2 separate regions of the Mus musculus genome follow, and region 2 is linked to region 1. Evidence: chromatin contacts called from ENCODE Hi-C data. All regions are on one chromosome and are shown on one strand. Each heading gives the region's core, a stretch centred on a gene start or an enhancer-like site at or near the end of the contact. The rest is flanking DNA. Distances are from core to core; before and after follow the strand shown.

Evidence for each region. A loop is a pair of places that touch in the nucleus more often than their neighbours do.
Region 2: a loop to region 1 is called in a map of left cerebral cortex, with 2.5 times the contacts of the local background. The contact joins the enhancer-like site here to the promoter of Myt1l in region 1. A Hi-C loop is called at or near these places in 1 of 37 maps with a recorded cell type or tissue (left cerebral cortex).

Annotation. Positions count from the first base shown.
Region 1 is chr12:29,526,940-29,529,639 of GRCm38, reverse strand. Myt1l (myelin transcription factor 1-like) reads right to left here and starts at 1,256. Exons shown (of 25, transcript NM_001093775.1): 1 at 844-1,256. It overlaps Gm20208 (a long non-coding RNA gene), which reads left to right. Exons shown (of 4, transcript XR_381405.4): 2 at 1,400-1,574; 3 at 1,817-2,168; 4 at 2,506-2,682.
Region 2 is chr12:29,701,363-29,704,062 of GRCm38, reverse strand. All of the region lies in intron 3 of Myt1l (myelin transcription factor 1-like), which reads right to left. Among named protein-coding and RNA genes, the nearest start is that of C630031E19Rik, 16 kb to the right of the region's middle. Within about 2 kb of position 1,284, at least 3 of the 3 ENCODE cell types and tissues checked have a DNase peak (open chromatin) inside an H3K27ac peak, as active enhancers do; they include left cerebral cortex, where a contact is called at or near this core.

The DNA.
Region 1 (2,700 bases), core at 7-2,506:
CTCATGCTTGTGAAAGTGTTATGGGAGCTTTTGTTTGTGGTGTTAGCAAAAAGTATAAACACTTGAACAAAAGAGTTGTTAAACAAATCACTTTATCCCAATTAAATTAACAACATCATGATTGATAGCATATATAGTTTCAAGATATAAGAAATTTGTCGTGATTAAATTAACGCTCTGGTCAAACTCTACTGTATATTTTGTATATTTCACACTCAGGTGAATATTTATATTATTTATTATTTATTCAGATCTACCTGGAAAGTAGAGTGTGAAGACTCAACTTTTTGCTTATGAGGTGATTTTTAAAAAACCATATTCTGCTAGAACTTAGGTGCTGTTTTGTTTTTATGAACTTCAAACATTGAGGTTATTGTTTAAAATCTTTATTTGAGTTTATCAGTTTTATAAACATCAACAAACTTTCTTTCTATAATTAGACCAAGACAACAGTGCCTCAGGAGTAGCTAACATTCCCACAGCCCTTGCTTAAAATCCCTCCTTGTTTGTAAAGTGAAGTTAGCCACTCTCAGGAAGTTACTTCAGCCCAAATCACCGACCTCCAGACATGCAGTAAGTTTTTCGGTTTTCTCATTTTTTTTTATTTCTTTTTATAAACAAAAATCATTGTTCAGGCATGCAATCTATTACCCATTTTTGCTCTAAAGACCAGCTTCTGAGGACTGAAGACCTGTACCTCAGGAACCTCTCAGCCACCAGCCACGCTATAAAAATAACTTTAAAAAGGAACGAACAATAGGTCTGCAGCAGAAGCCATGAGCTACAGCAAAAACAGATCCTGACCCCTGAGTCCAAAGAATTAACCTAACGAGCATCACGTACCTCACACCATGACCACACCGCTCACAAGTGACGGCAAGTTCAATTTTGGTAACTGTGCTGGCTCAAAACACACAGAAAGAAAGAGAAAACCCTTTCCCCCACAAGTGGGAGGCCGAGGAGGACCACGCATAGCACCGAGAGGCAGGGAAGGTTGCTTTTGTCTTCAGCAGCATTGATTTCATAACCCACAGTCCAGGGAATCAAAAAATTGAAATACACCCACCAACAATGGGTGAGAAACCAGGAGGCCTCCAAGAAGACTGCAGGGAGAAGCTTTCTCGCTCTGTTTTGTGTGCAGTAGCTTAGGGGGAAAATGTCGCGCGGGCAGGAATGACACATGCAGCAGGAGAGGCTAGCGGGCCTAAGAGATCTGCTTTACCTCCACAGCCAGCCCCTAATGCACGCAGCTCCACTCATCCTCTCCTAGGCTTTTTTTTTTTTCCACTTTTTTTTTTCACGAGCTCCAAATCCCCGGCATATGACCTTCTGTTAAATAGATAAAAAAAAAATTGCTTATCAGTCATGCAAATGAGGCTGAATTCATTTTCCACAACAGATGGCCTCATAGATAATGATGATGGAAGAGAGAAAATTGAATGTCTCTCACAAGGTGGCCATGGCAACCGAGAGCAGAATAATATCAATAATAAGCTCACTGCATAATAAGGTTGTCAGTCCTACAAATCAAAGTCTGCAGCTAAATCAGGTATACCACCCCAGCTAGTTACCAGGTATGTATGTGTATGTGTGTGTGTGTGTGTGTGTGTGTGTGTGTGTGTGTGTGTGTGTGTGTGTGTGTGTGTGTGTGTGCATCTATGTATACGCTGACCATGAGAATAACCAGCAGTCCAAGCCACTTAATGTCCAGGGGTGGGGTTGGGGGGGGGCGTAGTTGCTAGATAATGAAATGACGATCCTACAATTTGACAGTTTTTTCTTTTCTTTTCTCTTTCTTTCATTATATTTTCTGCAGTAGCAGATACGGTTTCATGAAGGACCGGCTAACTAGCCATATTGAACTGTGGAGTGAGCCTGTGGGTGAGCTCCCCTCCCGCTAGCCTCCTCCTCACTCTCCCCTCTGTGTGCCCTGCTGCATCCTGCCTAGATGCAAGAGCAGCTCACCCGCCGCCGGAGGCTTCCACCTTGGCTCCCAGGGGGACATCCTGCAAAATGAATCAGCAGCCATCCTGAGCAGGCTGATTAAAATGAAAATGGCAAGGCACATGTCTGGGCGGAACTGGAGCTCGGCTTTGTTGCCTGTCTGACAAGCACGCTCAATATAGCTCTTGCTAATAATGGCTTACTGCCTTTCGGTTTTTAAAAAGGTATCACCCTTTCCTCTTAACCGACTGCTACTCGCGTGTGTGTGTGTGTGTGTGCACGCGCGCGCGCGCGAGCGCGCGTGTGCTTCACATGTGTGTGCCACGGGGGTTGTGGGGGGACGGATTGCTCGATTCTAATTTTCCACTGCTCACATGCAGACAGCCCGCCTGACAACGCTGTTATTTTAAAACTGAACTTAGTTGTCTTTCTTCTGAGGAAAGTGATGGTTAAGTCTTGGATGTGATGTGGAGGTTGACAAAAACAGGGATTTCTAGCCCAAGCCTTAGCCACAGAGCTGGGGGGAGGGGGTCATCTAATGCTTGCCTCTTTGGCTCACAGCCCAAAGCTAGAAGCAGCCCAGGTGAAGCCTGCTCCTGCTTGAAGCTTTTCTACCAGACTGTCTCCATTCTCCGGATCTCATGCAGCATACAGTCTGAACATGGGAAAATAGAAGCCACTGAATGCTGCAGTTGGACAAAGTTTATTGCAAATAAATCTCATTTCTTTTCAAAAATTCCCAGGTGTAACTTGAAA
Region 2 (2,700 bases), core at 35-2,534, 170 kb before region 1:
TGGTAAATGGACCCAGGGCAGGAGTCCTGAGCGGGATAGCAGGCCCTCCCCTTGCAGCAGGTACTGGATATAAAAAAAGTCCCCATTACAGGTGAGGAGAGGGACCACTGTAGCAGCAGGACCAGCCCACAGTTAAAGGGCCGAGCTGCTGGGAGCAAAGTGGCACTAGATTCTAAACTATTAATAACACTGTGCCTCCTCTTTCTGTTAGTACAGTGGTCACCGCAGCCCTGTGAGGGAGGCCACAGTATCCTGTACTTAAACGGCATGGGAGTCAGAATGTGAGCTTCACAATGGGTGGGTGGCCACAGCGTCTGTGCTGTTTCTTGATCAAAAGCCAAGAAAACATTGCACCACTCTACAAACACAGGTGGGGTTGTACCTGGAAGTGTCATCGTAGCTTCCCCCCCCCCCCATGAAATGCCAGCGAAACACATCTGCTCCTTTTATGAAGTGTTAGGAATCACGCTGAGTCATGAGATGACAGACAGCTGGCTGTTTGGTCTGTCAGATGCACGAAACACAATTTCTACCAAAGGGAAGGTGCCCTCCACAGCACACAGGCTTCCCCCAAGGCTCTCCTGTTGTTCCACAAACAGGAAGTAGTGCTGGGGACACTAGGTGCAAAGATTGGCTTCCCCAACAGCACTGAGCCAGGGAATCTGAACCGGGAGTTTCAGCCCCTGTCACTGAGCATACAGGCTCTGCATCCCCTCCAGGCTAGAGGGATGGGCAGCAAACACTTTTCTCCAAAGGGATTCCATGCTTCTGGCTGGTTGTCTGTGCTGGGGATACTCCATCATGCCCTGGCTTACTTCCCTCTTTTTTCCTTCCCTTCCCTGGATATGGATGTCAGCTGGTGAGGTCCTCCTGATGACACTTCCAGTGCCGTGCACTCAGAGGCCTCCCTCACTGACTCCTGTTTCTCCACCCCCTGTCCCTGTTCCCATACCATCCCTCTTGCTGTTCCTGTGGGATTCACTCTCGGGAGAAAGGCCATTGGTCATGAGATGCTCTGAGCTTACTACGGGGTTCACTATGGGTTGCTGAGCCCAGAGCACCAGAAATAGCTCCTTTGTGCACAGTCCTTCACATATGGCTAGACAAAACTGGTTTTGAAGCTCTTCTATTTAAACATATCCCCATGTTACACTTGCGTGTGGCTCCCAAAGAGACTTCTGCACTCTGCAGGATATGTGCTCGCAGCCGGAGAGTGCTCCGTGAACACTCCCATCTGTGCCTAGCTCCTAGGCTGATCTCAGTCTCTCCTCACAGAGATGGGAAGGAGCTGAATCCTGGGCAGGCTGCCAAAAACTAAACACTGGACAAAGGGACATACAGGCCTCATTTTCCTGTGGCCTTTAAGAGACAAAATTACCTTTTTACCAGTACAAATATTTTATGCTTTTCAAATAATATGAACAAAAAGGAAATAGCTTTGTGCAACTCAGGAGTTAGGTTACATGGTATTGTTTCTGAGGGTCACACAGACAACCTAGGCAGAGTTCAAATGAATGGTTGCAGTGGATTATTCGGAGCCACCAGTCTCACCTCATTCTACACAGTAGGTAGTTTCTCTCTCAGTGACTGTCTAGTGATGTGTGGAAACACATGATGTCACAAATGTGGAGAAAAGAAAATTGCTTCTGGTACCCAGAGAGCAAAGGCTGGGATCCTAGGACACCCTGGGAAGAACTGGAAGATCCTTTGACTATCAGCTTATGCATGGTAGCCTTTGCAAAAACCAGGATTTATCCTCTTGTCTGCTGCAGTTGGGGACATGTGGCCATGCCAAGCCACAGAGGGAGCAGGATTTGCAATGTTTTTGCTTCTATCAGTGCCTGTGAGGACATGAGGAGATGCCAACAGCTGTTAAAGTTAGATGGCCAGGCCTGAAGTGACCTCCTGGGAGCCAGGCAGCCTGCTGACGGCTGAGAGGTCTGGATACTCCCACAGCAAGCCCAGCCCAGCAGGGACCTCAGAACTCCTCATAGCACCAGTAGGCTAAACAATAAAAGCACTGGTGACCTGGAAACAAAGCTAAGACTGCACAGACAAGACCCAGTGGCTTCCATCCCCCTCCCCCCAAAGGTAGGCAGGCTAGCTCCTTTGTTCACTCTCACTGTGACAGCGACAGGATTTCTTTAGCCCCAGCGGCCACTCGCTAGTGGAAGTTACTAAATCACAGGAGCAGGTGCGGTTTTGCCCATCCAGTGTTGACCTTCCTGCAGAAGCAGATTCAGTCCTGCTTCTCAGCAGACCATCTCGGGATTTTCAGCAAGATGAAAGATCTAGATATAGCCCTTCAGAGGAAGGGCAGCTTCCCTTTTTGGCCTCTTTGTTTTTATTCAGTTTGAAAAGCATAAAAGGAAGTCTGGAAGACCGAACATTGGAAAACCATTCCCTAAACCCTGAAAGCTTGGTAAGGCTTACCATGGAATCTCAGGAAAAAGTACCCAGAAAAAAACAGGGTTTTCACAGAAAATTCCCTGTGCTCACATTTGCAGCCCTTGCCTGTTACATGGCACAAAGACTTATTCACAACCAGTCTCAGATCCTGTTTGTCATTTGCTGTTGAGGCAAGGTGGCTAAACTGCCACCTGCTCATCCAGACCGACTGTTTCCCTTAAACGATGGAAGTGCCATAACACAATGGAGGCAGTATAGCTGCTATCTCTGTCCAGTTCCTGGTCTCTGCAG